Regions from separate parts of the Homo sapiens genome. Here region 1 is linked to region 2. Evidence: chromatin loops called from intact Hi-C (ENCODE). Cell type or tissue: mammary epithelial cell. All regions are shown on one strand. Links, peaks and the distances in the headings refer to the core of each region. The heading gives the core; the rest is flanking DNA. Region 1 overlaps OTUD5 (OTU deubiquitinase 5). Region 2 holds the start of GLOD5 (glyoxalase domain containing 5).

The links. Peaks named below come from ENCODE experiments on the same cell type or tissue, not always from the same donor. Only the 100,000 strongest peaks of a DNase experiment are listed, where the experiment ranks them.
Region 1: it touches region 2 in a loop (8-fold over the local background); 4 of 110 quality-filtered maps call a loop at or near these places.

Annotation. Positions count from the first base shown.
Region 1 is chrX:48,942,639-48,948,011 of GRCh38, forward strand. OTUD5 (OTU deubiquitinase 5) reads right to left here. Exons shown (of 9, transcript NM_001136157.2): 2 at 1,552-1,645. Among named protein-coding and RNA genes, the nearest start is that of OTUD5, 12 kb to the right of the region's middle. In mammary epithelial cell, for the core only: a CTCF peak has its summit at 3,315 (motif pointing left); no DNase peak of the experiment used is centred there.
Region 2 is chrX:48,759,133-48,764,505 of GRCh38, forward strand. GLOD5 (glyoxalase domain containing 5) reads left to right here and starts at 2,615. Exons shown (of 4, transcript NM_001080489.3): 1 at 2,615-2,721. The coding sequence starts at 2,659. RefSeq lists a cis regulatory region at 2,367-3,109. In mammary epithelial cell, for the core only: a CTCF peak has its summit at 2,848; a DNase peak (open chromatin) is centred at 2,859.

The sequences.
Region 1 (5,373 bases), core at 289-5,288, 180 kb after region 2:
TCCCAGTCCAATAGAGCCCATTGCCTGAGCCTCTTCTGCTTGGCAGAATAGAGAGGAGACCATTCACTCCACCCTTTCAACAAACACATGTGACTCTGAGGCACCAGTGAAAATGGCATCTGGGTTTTACAAATGCTACTGTTCCATGAGGGTCTACTATATGTGTCAGGCACTAAAGGGATTTACCAAAGCAACTTCATTAAATCGTTACAGCATTAGGGTCTTTTAGCCCCATTTTACAGATGAGGAAACAGCCTCAGGAAAGAAGAGCTGCTTGCCTAAGGTCATACCAAGAATCAGTTGTGCAGCCAGGGATGGAGCCTAAAACACCCCAGCCCACCAGTAGACATGGGGGGTACCCACAGACGGAGAGAATAGCAGACCAAGAAGGAACTCAAAGAGGCATTGAGAATCAACACCATTTCACAGACGGGAAGACCAAGGCCAAGTGTCACAGCAGTTATGAGTCAGGGCCAGAACTAGAAGGTAGGTCTTCTGACTCCCAGCTCAAAGCTCCTATCAGAGGGCACTTTTCCTTGGTAGATATCAGAGAACCACAGGGAGGATCAGGTCACATTCCCAGCTTCCCCTTCACCCTAGCACAGGACCTCACAACTACTTGTTGGGTCACAGATTCAGAGCCAAAATGGCCTCAAAGATCTAACTCAGACTGGATAACAGATGGTATTAAGGCATTATTAATTCTGTTAGGTGCAGTAATGGCATTTTGATTATGTTAAAAAGAAGAGAGTAAGTCTGTATCTGTCAGAGAAACATACAGAAATATTTATGAATGAAATGATCCAATGTCGGGGTTTTGCTTTAAAAATACTCTTCTTTCAGGGGAGTGAGAAAGAGTGGGCGGGATAGTGATGAAACAAGGCTGGCCACGTATTGACTATTTTGAAGCTGGATGATGGGTACATGAGGGTTCATCATTCTCTCTACTTTTATATAAGTTGAAAAAAAATTCTATGATATAAGAAATTTGTAAAGATCTAGTCTGATAGCCCCCATACACACAGATTGAGGAACAGAGACCCGCAACACACCAGAGATGGGATCTGGGTATAAACCTAGGGGTCATACAGCCCAGGGTGGCAGCAGTATGCTATGGTTAAGAGCATGGGCCTCAGACTAATCTAACCCAGACACTGAATCCCAACTCTACCACTTATTATTTCACTCCAGACAAGTCACCCACCATCTCTGAGCCACTTTTCTCATCTGACAAATGGAAGCAACAGTAGTCCCTACACTCACCTAGCTTAGAGGGGAATCAAAGAGGTTTCCTGTAGCACCTGACAATGTGTCCCAAAGGATATTATTTTCTTTATCATTCTTCTTGCTGTTATTATGCATATTAATCTTGCACCACTACAATGTCTCAAGACCCACGGCTAGAGGTCAGATACCAACTTGAGGCTGGAGCCTAGAGTCCCTAAAAGATTAGCTAGCTCTGCCTCAACCCTGTCTCAGGGGCTATTCCTGATAACTGGGACACAGCTTAGGGGCAGCCCTAGGCCCTTAAGGACTAAGGCAGAGACTCACCTACAGCCCGGAAGAGACAGGCGCCATCCTCCTTCATCTGCTTGATGATGAAGCCCTTCTTGTCTCGTAGGGCCTTTTCAAACCAATGCTCCTGCTGGAGGGAAGAGGTGGGGGTCAGCAACAGGGAAAACCTGTACTCCCTCCCCAGGGCCCCGACCTCAAGCTCCCGAGAGGCCTAGATCATTGACAGAGAGGACGCTGGCCAAGGTAAAGTTCTCAGCCCTGTTTGACCACTCCATGCATGTGAAGTAGGAGACTCTTTTAGGGAATTAGTTGCTGAGTGAAACTAAGACTTACTTCCAAAAGGGTCCTAGGTGCCCTGAGAACAGTGGCCCCATATGCCTTATGGCTTCTGTTGACCTTGCAGGGCCTGGCCCAGGGAGCCACACTGCCTCAGGCAGCCAGAGACTCAGACCCAGCAAGTGCCTGGGTGGAGAATGTGGCTCTACCTCAAGGAGTTTCATCTAGGAAAGGTGGTGAAGAGGGGGTAACTAGCAAGAGCCTAGATCCTGAACCTGACAAAGGGCTAGAGGATTCCAAGATATGCTGTAGGCCGGGCATGGTGGCTCACACCTGTAATCCCAGCACTTTGGGAGGCCAAGGTGGGTGGATCACCTGAGGTCGGGAGTTCGAGACCAGCCTGACCAACATGGAGAAACCCCGTCTCTAATAAAAATACAAAAGTAGTCAGGCGTGGTGGTGCATGCCTGTAATCCCAGCTACATGGGAGGCTTAGGCAGGAGAATCGTTCGAACCCAGGAGGTAAGAGGTTGCGGTGAGCTAAGATCACCCCATTGCGTTCCAGCCTGGGCAACAAGAGCGAAACTCTGTCTCAAAAAAAAAAAAAAGAGATATACTCTAGAAGGCAAAAGTGTGCAAACAATGTTCTCATCTGTGACTGAACACATTTAACAGATATCTACACATATATACATATGTATGTATACAAACACACGTACACAAAATTGGGAAGGCTAGACAGCAAAATATCCCTAAGTCCTGGTGTTATCAGCGATTTTATTGCACTTTCCCTTTTATAAAGTTACACTAAACCCAAAAAGCTTTGAAAATCAAGTCTTTTTTTTTTTTTTTTTTTTTTGAGATGCAGTCTCACTCTTTTGCCCAGGCCGGAGTGCAGTGGCACTATCTCGGCTCACTGCAAGCTCTGCCTCCCGGGTTCATGCCATTCTCCTGCCTCAGCCTCCCGACTAGCTGGGACTACAGGCGCCTGCCACCATGCCTGGCTAATTTTTTGTATTTTTAGTAGAGACGGGGTTTCACCATGTTAGCCAGGATGGTCTCGATCTCCTGATCTCGTGATCCACCCACCTCGGCCTCCCAAAGTGCTGGGATTACAGACATGAGCCACTGTGCCCGGCCCAAAAGTCTTTATCTAATTCATTTGGCATCATAACCTGACCAGAACTGACAAGAATCTATTTATCCCACTTGGGGTAAATATTCAAATATTTCAATGCAGAAAACATTCAGGTGTTTGATTATGAGGTGCTGCCTCAGACCCTGCTGGAGGTGTTATGTAACACAAAGTATACACACCAGGTAAGTTTTATAAATTGTTTTTTTCCTAAATTCCAAAGCACACCTGGCACCACGAAGGTTCAACTTAAATGAACCTGTACAAATGCCTATTTTTTAATTAAAAAAATAATGACCATATAACCTCTTAAAACATAATTTTCATTTCAAAACAAAACCAACCAGAAGCAGCAGACCTTTCCTGGGCCCCTCACGCCCTCTGCTGGCTACCAGAAGCAGCCAGCCTGACCTAGCAACAAGGCTGCAAACTACAGGATCCCAAGCCTGCTCCTTGTGGACACAGGCCTGCCCAGGGATTTATAGGATCTGGGGTATTAGAGACCAGACATAGGGGCCCACCTATCCGTAAGGCCATTTTTCCCCAGCTCAAGCAAGGGGTGGAACCCATCCCCTAAGAAAGCCAGAGGAGAAGCATCTCTGGCAAAGTTGTAAGCACAAGGTTTGGAACGCAAGAGCTCTGGGTTCCAACCCCAGCTTTGCCACACACTTGCTGTCTGTTATCACTCTCAGTTTCCTATAGAATGGGGGATATGTTGATCTACCGGACAGAGCTGTGAGGAGTTTCAGGACCTAAAGAAGCTTTGTAAATAACGTACCATATACTAGGGGAAGTTGTCGCCAATCACAGAAGGGGAGGAGATCAGCACAGAGATTATGCACAACTGAGAGACCCTCAGAAAGTCCCAGGTGAGTAGCGGGACAGGAGGGGAGGAAGAGGTGACAAGGGAATACCCAGCCAGTCCCATCATCAGGGCCCACACCCCAGGAAAATGTGGCTGGATTTCTAGAGATGACAAAGACACCTGGAAGCCCTTAATGAGCTTCCATGCGCAGCACAAGGACTCCTGTTTGTGCACAACATTCCAGTGGTCCAGGTGTCCCTCCTTGCCCCCAAGCCTGTGGATTAACACACTCCAGCCAGTTATGCCCAAGTCCATCCTGGCCACACATGGTCAGCCATCTCCCAGAGTCATGGGCCTGCCCCAGCCAGGGGTCTCCAGCAGGGATGGTGCAACCACAACTATAGTCCCAAACCTGACACAAGAATAGGTTCTTAAAAAGAAGGGAACACAGCGACTTCCTGGCTTTGGAGAGAGGGGAAAAAGAGAGGAGAAAAGGAGATCAAACAGGAGAGGGGCTCCTACTTATCCATTCAAGAAAGACTTACCAGGTAGCTACTAAGTAAGATACTGGGCTGGGCAGTGAGGACAGTGAAATGAATCAGACTTAGTCTCCACTCTTGATAAGCTCACAAACTACTTAGCAGAGGGGTAGGGAAACAGGTAACCACCACAAGGTATGAACAAGGCTGTGAAAAATGTAAATGCCAGGTGTTGTGAAACAGAAAGAGGCTGGGCGAAGTGGCTCTCGCCTGTAATCCCAGCACTTTGGGAGGCCGAGGCAGGTGGATCACTTGAGATCAAGAGTTCAAGACCAGCCTGGCCAACATGGTAAAACCTTGTTTCTACTAAAAAATACAAAAAAAAATTAACTGGGCATGGTGGTGCATGCCTGTAATCCCAGCTAAATCAGGAGGCTGAGGGAGAAGAATCGCTTGAACCTGGGAGACAGAAGTTGCAGTGAGCCGGGATCATACCACTGTATTCTAGCCTAGGCGACAGAGTGAGACTCTGTCTCAAAAAAAAGAAGAAAAGAAAAGAAACACAGTCATTGGGCCAGGCACGGTGGTTCACACCTGTAATCCCAGAACTTTGGGAGGCTGAGGTGGGCGGATCACCTGAGGTCGGGAGTTTGAGACCAGCCTGACCAACATGGAGAAACCCCGTCTCTACTGAAAAATACAAAATTAGCCAGGTGTGGTGGTGCATGCCTGTAATCCCAGCTACTCGGGAGGCTGAGGCAGGAGAATCGCTTGAACCCGGGAGGCGGAGGTTGTGGTGAGCCAAGATCGCACCATTGCACTCCAGCCTGGGCAATAAGAGCAAAACTCTGTCTCAAGGAAAAAAAAAAAAAAGAAAAAAAGAAACACAGTCATTAAGGCTAGCACCTGAGAGGAGGTGCCACCTGACCAAAGGATTAAAACACCAAGACCTCCAAAAATGCTTGTTAACTGGATGAGAAATGAAGTCACTTCTGCCACGAAGTACCAGGAATGCCTGGAGCCCAGCAATGAATTCAGTAGAGCTAAAGTTCTGGGTAGTACTAGGCAGGTAAGCAGGGAGGACCAGGAAGAAAGATGAACTCATATTAACTGAATACCTGCCCCATGCCAGATGCAAAGGGTGACCTCGTTTAATTTTCCTG
Region 2 (5,373 bases), core at 51-5,050:
GATCCAACCACCTTGGCCTCCCAAAACGCTGGGATTACAGGCGTGAGACACCATGCCCAGCCAACACCATCAGCCCTTTGGTTCTCAGAACAACACCACTGGCTCTCCTGGGTCTCCAGCTTGCTGATGGCATATTGTGGAACTTCTCAGCTTCCAAAATCACAGGAGCCAATCCTTGTAATATATTACATATTGGTTCTGTTTCTCCTACTGGTTCTGTTTCTCTGGAGAACTCTAATACACCCAGCAATTCCACTTCTAATTCTAGTACTCAGACATGTGCACAGAGCTGTGGGAACAAGGCTGGTAGGAACAAACAACCAGGAAAATCTTGTAAATGTTCACTGATACCCAAGGACTATTGCAGAGTGAAACGAATAATGAGGGTTCATGTTACAGCACAGAGTGCCCACTGGACGTGACACAGAATGGATGGGACTTGTGTGTACCTGCAAGGGTGGGGGTTATCTTCTACAGGATGTGCTATAGGCAGGGAAAAGCAAGGGGGAGTCAGTTACAGTGACCTAGTGCATGTGTGTAGTGTGCGCACACACACACTATGGAAACACAGGGAACTGTATCTGGAAGGAAACACCAGAATCTGACCCCAGTGGTCATTCTGGGGGAATGGGGATAGAGATGATTGCTAGAGTCCATGTACTGATGTGTTGTTCAAATCTTTTTTTTTTTTTTTTTTTTCGAGAGAAAGAGTCTCCTTCTGTCATCCAGGCTGGAGTACAGTGGCACGATCTCAGCCCACTGCAACCTCTGCCACCAATTCAAGTGATTCTTGTGCCTCAGCCTCCCGAGTAGCTGGGATTACAGCTGCGTGCCACCATGCCCGGCTAATTTTTGTATTTTTAGTAGAGATGGGGGTTTCACCATATTGGCCAGGCTGGTCTTGAACTCCTGATCTCAATTGATCCACCCGCCTTAGCCTCCCAAAGTGCTGGAATTACAGGTGTGAGCCACCACCCTCAGCCTGTTTTTCAAATCTTTTATACAAACCTGTATTCACATATTATTTGTGTAACTCTTTTTAAAGGAAAATCATATGCTTAAAAACAATATCTGGCCGGGCACGGTGGCTCACGCCTGTAATCCCAACACTTCAGGAGGCCAAAGCAGGCCAATTGTAGGCAACATAGCAAGACCTCATCCCTACTAAAAATACAAAAATTAGCCAGGCGTGGTGACACACACCTGTAGTCCCAGCTACCCAGGAGGCTGAGGCAGGAGGATCCCTTGAGCCCAGGAGTTTGAGGCTGCACTGAGCCATCATGGCGCCAGTGGGCTCCAGCATGGGTGACAAAGTGAGACACTGTCTCAAAAAAAAACAAAAACAAAACAATATCCACAACACAAAGTGTTTGTGTTGGGGGTAACTAGAAACAAAAATCTCAAACTCACATGCTCCAGGGGCCAGACAAGTAACCTGTAAGGGAGATGGGGGAGTTCTGCTCAGGGTAAAGTGAACAGCAACTGGGCTGATGAATGTTCTCTGACTCTCAGCAGCGGAAGGTGAGGGTGAGTGAAGGGTGAGTGGGGAGGAGGAGGAAGACTGCAAATCTCATCCCCCAAAACTCATCCCCCAAAATAATTCAGGAACATCACACCCTGGGGCTCAGAACTTTTTTTTTTTTAAACAGAGTCTCACTCTGTCACCCAGGCTGGAGTGCAATGGCGCGATCTCGGCTCACTGCAACCTCCGCCTCCCGGGTTCAAACTATTCTCCTGCCTCAGGCTCCTGAATAGCTGGGACTACAGGTGCACACCACCATGCCTGGGTAATTTTTGTATTTTTAGTAGAGATGGAGCTTTACCATGTTGGCCAGGCTGGTCTCGAACTCCCAGCCTCAAGTAATCCGTCCACCTTGGCCTCCCAAAGTGCTGGGATTACAGGCGTGAGCCACCGTGCTTGACCAAGGGGCTCAGAACTCTTAAGAGTTCAGGGATCTTGGCTTGGAAACAGACACCTAATGGGTCAGAGCAGTCATACTCTAACTCAGATAGCTCACAACTTCATACCCCTGACACACACTCTCAAACAGCTCACAGATCTCACACTTTGGAGACATACCCCTAAGTAGACCAGAGGCATCACACGCTAGAATAAAGATCCCCTTAATACTTGGTGGTTTTTCAGTATTATTATTATTGAGATGGAGTCTTGCTCTGTCACCCAGGCTGAAATGCAATGGCGCCATCTCGGCTCACTGCAACCTCCGCCTCCCGGATTCACGCGATTCTCCTGCCTCAGCCTCCCAAGTAGCTGGGATTACAGGCGCCCGCCACCATGCCTGGCTAATGTTTTGTATTTTTAGTAAAGATAGGGTTTTGCCATGTTGTCCAGGCTGGTCTCGAAATCCTGATCTCAGGTGATCCACGTGCCTTGTCCTCCCAAAGTGCTGGGATTACAGGCATGAACCACCGCACCCAGCCTTCAGTGTTAACAAGAAGTAATCCCTTACACACATCCACTTTAAGCTTTCAATTTTGAGGCCCTGAATTTAATGTTAAAGTCCTTCCATTTGCACTACCTACCTGTGTCACCTCCCACAGTCCTCAGCCTGTGCCCTCCCATTCCTGCCCCTTGATCTCCAGGCGCTGAGCCAGAGGATTGTCGGGAGGACCCTGGGCAAAGACGCCTACCCTGCCATGCTGCGCCATCTGCCCTCCAGGCTGCCAGTCAAGATGTGGGGCAGGACTTTGGAGAAACAGGTGAACAAGATGGCCCCTGGGGATCTGGGGCAAGGGTGTTGGCACTGAAACTGGTCTAGTAACCTGTTTCCCTTCTCTGCGGGCTCCCATTTCCTGTCCTCCTCTCTCCCTTTCTCTTTCAGAGACAAGCAGAGGGCAGCAGAGGCCCATGGAAAGGCCCGGCTCTAAGCCATGGAGGGCCCTGTGCTCAGGTGTGCAGGGCTGGGCCGGGGCTGAGGGCTGGCTCCTCCCCCAGTTTAGCCAGGGACAGGTGGAGAGATACAAAGGTGGCTCACGCAGGGTGCCCCCAAAGCTGTCATGATTAAGGCCATGTGGAGAGAGGCTAGGAAACACAGCGCTGACCTTGAGCTTTAGGAGAGGAATTCAGAGGCCCCTGGCAACCTGAAGGGGACCTTGAAGAGGACCCTGTAGGAAGACAGAACACTTCCCTGTAGAGGAGGCCAAAGGAGGAAGGACATGGTGTTCCGGGCACTCTGACTATAGGGATTTTATATGCTGTGGTGAGAAATAAAATGGATTATATTTTTGTAGAGTGTGTAAAACGGGGCTTGGCACACAGTAAGCCTTGTGTGATTACTATGTCTTTTTTTTTTTTTTTTTTTGAGACCGAGGTTTGCTCTTGTCGCCCAGGGTGGAGTGCAGTGGTGCAATCTCAGGTCACTGCAACCTCTGCCTCCCAGGTTCAAGCGATTCTCCTGCCTCAGCCTCCCGAGTAGGGGATTACAGGTGCACGTCACCATGCCCAGCTAATTTTTGTATTTTTAATAGAGACAGGATTTCACCATGTAGGCCAGGCTGGTCTCAAACTCCTGACCTCATGTAATCCACCCACCTTGGCCTCCCAAAGTGCTAGGATTACAGACGTGAGCCACTGCACCCAGTCCTTTGTGTGATGACTATGTCTTGATCATCATTTTATAAAGCAGGCTTTGTAACTTCACCTCCAAGAGTCTGCAGGATCCAGACCCTGCCTTGCCCTCCCACTTATCTCTCACTCACTCTTGGGTTCTGAGCTACGCTGGCCTTCCTGTTATTGAAGACAGCCATCCCTGCTCGTCCTTGAATTTGCAAGGATGGAGCTCCGAGTCTGCAAAGCAGGATCTGGGGAGTGAATCTAAGCTGGCAGGGAAGAATAGAATAATGGGAGGAATAGGTGGAGTTTATTTCTAACAGACTATCAAAATGATGCAGATGTGGCCAAAGCAGTGCTTAGAGGAAATCTATAGTTCTAAATGCACAGATCAGAAAAGTAGAAAAGTTGAAAATCAATGACCTGAGCTTCCCTATCAAGAAACTGGGAAAAGAATGGCAAGTGGAACCTAAGAAAGTAGAAGGAAGGAAATTATAACAGCAGAAACTGGTGAAATAGAAAGCAAAGATACAATAAAGCCAACAATGTTAAAAGTTGATTCTTTGAACAGATTAATAAAATACTAGCAATGTCTATTTTCTCTCGAGAAATTAAGAAAATATATGGATTGCCAATATCAGGAATATAAACAGGGTATTGTGACAGATTCTACAGATGTTAGAAGGTTAATAAGGGCTGGGTGCAGTGGCTCATGCCTGTAACCCCAACACTCTGGGAGGCTGAGGAGGGAGGATTGCTTGAGCCCAGGAATTCAAGACCAGCCTGGGAAACATAGTGAGCCCTCACCTCTACAAAAAAAAAGAAAAAAGAAAACAAAAAATAGTTGGGCATGGTGGCACACACCTGTAATCCCAGCTACTAGGGAGGCTGAAGTAGGAGGATTGCTTGAGTCCAGGAGGTTGAGGCTGCAGTGAGCTGTGATCATGCCACCATGCTCCAGGCTGGGCAACAAAGCAAGACCCTGTCTCAAAAAGGGAATTAAAAAAGAAAGTTAATAAAATTTATTTCAACATATGACTTTATTTTCAATGGAGCCAAAATGTCGGTCATTTTCTCTTTCTGCAGTTCCTATGTCCATGTGGATCTTTTGTATCCACCGGGAGAGCAAAACTCAGCAACTTTGCTAATGCCTCCTCCACTCAGGAAAATAGAATGGTACAGGATTTTTTTTAGCTGGAGCTCAGTGAAATCAATTGTTTAAAATGGGCTGGTTTCAATGGAACTAAACGCAGTGGAATAGAAAATAATAAAATAGCAAAGGGTAGAACAGAATAGAATGGAATCCAATGGAATCGAATCGAACAGAATAGAAACTAGTCAGACTTTGTGCCAAGCACTGTCCCTAGTTGTTGCAGTAGATATTTATTTATTGAACAAATATGATTGAACTAGTTGTTTGGGAAAGAGTGGGGAACAAAACAGACAGAAGTCCCTGCTCTTATGAAGCTTACATTCTAGTCAGGGAGACAGGCATTACCATCTGCAAAGGCCCATAAATGAAAGGTACAAGGGTGGTCCTTATGAGGAACAGGCTAAAGGACAGTGTAGATTGGAGTTCAAGAGCAATGGATGAGGCTGTAGAGATAGGGTGTCATTGTAACTGGAGTCTAGATTTTAACAAGATGACCACACATCATCATCATCATCAATCGTTTTATAGCACTTGATATGTATTAGGCATTGTTCTATGCCCTTAAAAACAGTACTTTTTTAAAACTCTCACAATAATCCTACATGTATAAAATCATGCTCATTTTATAGAAGGGGAAACCAAGGCACAG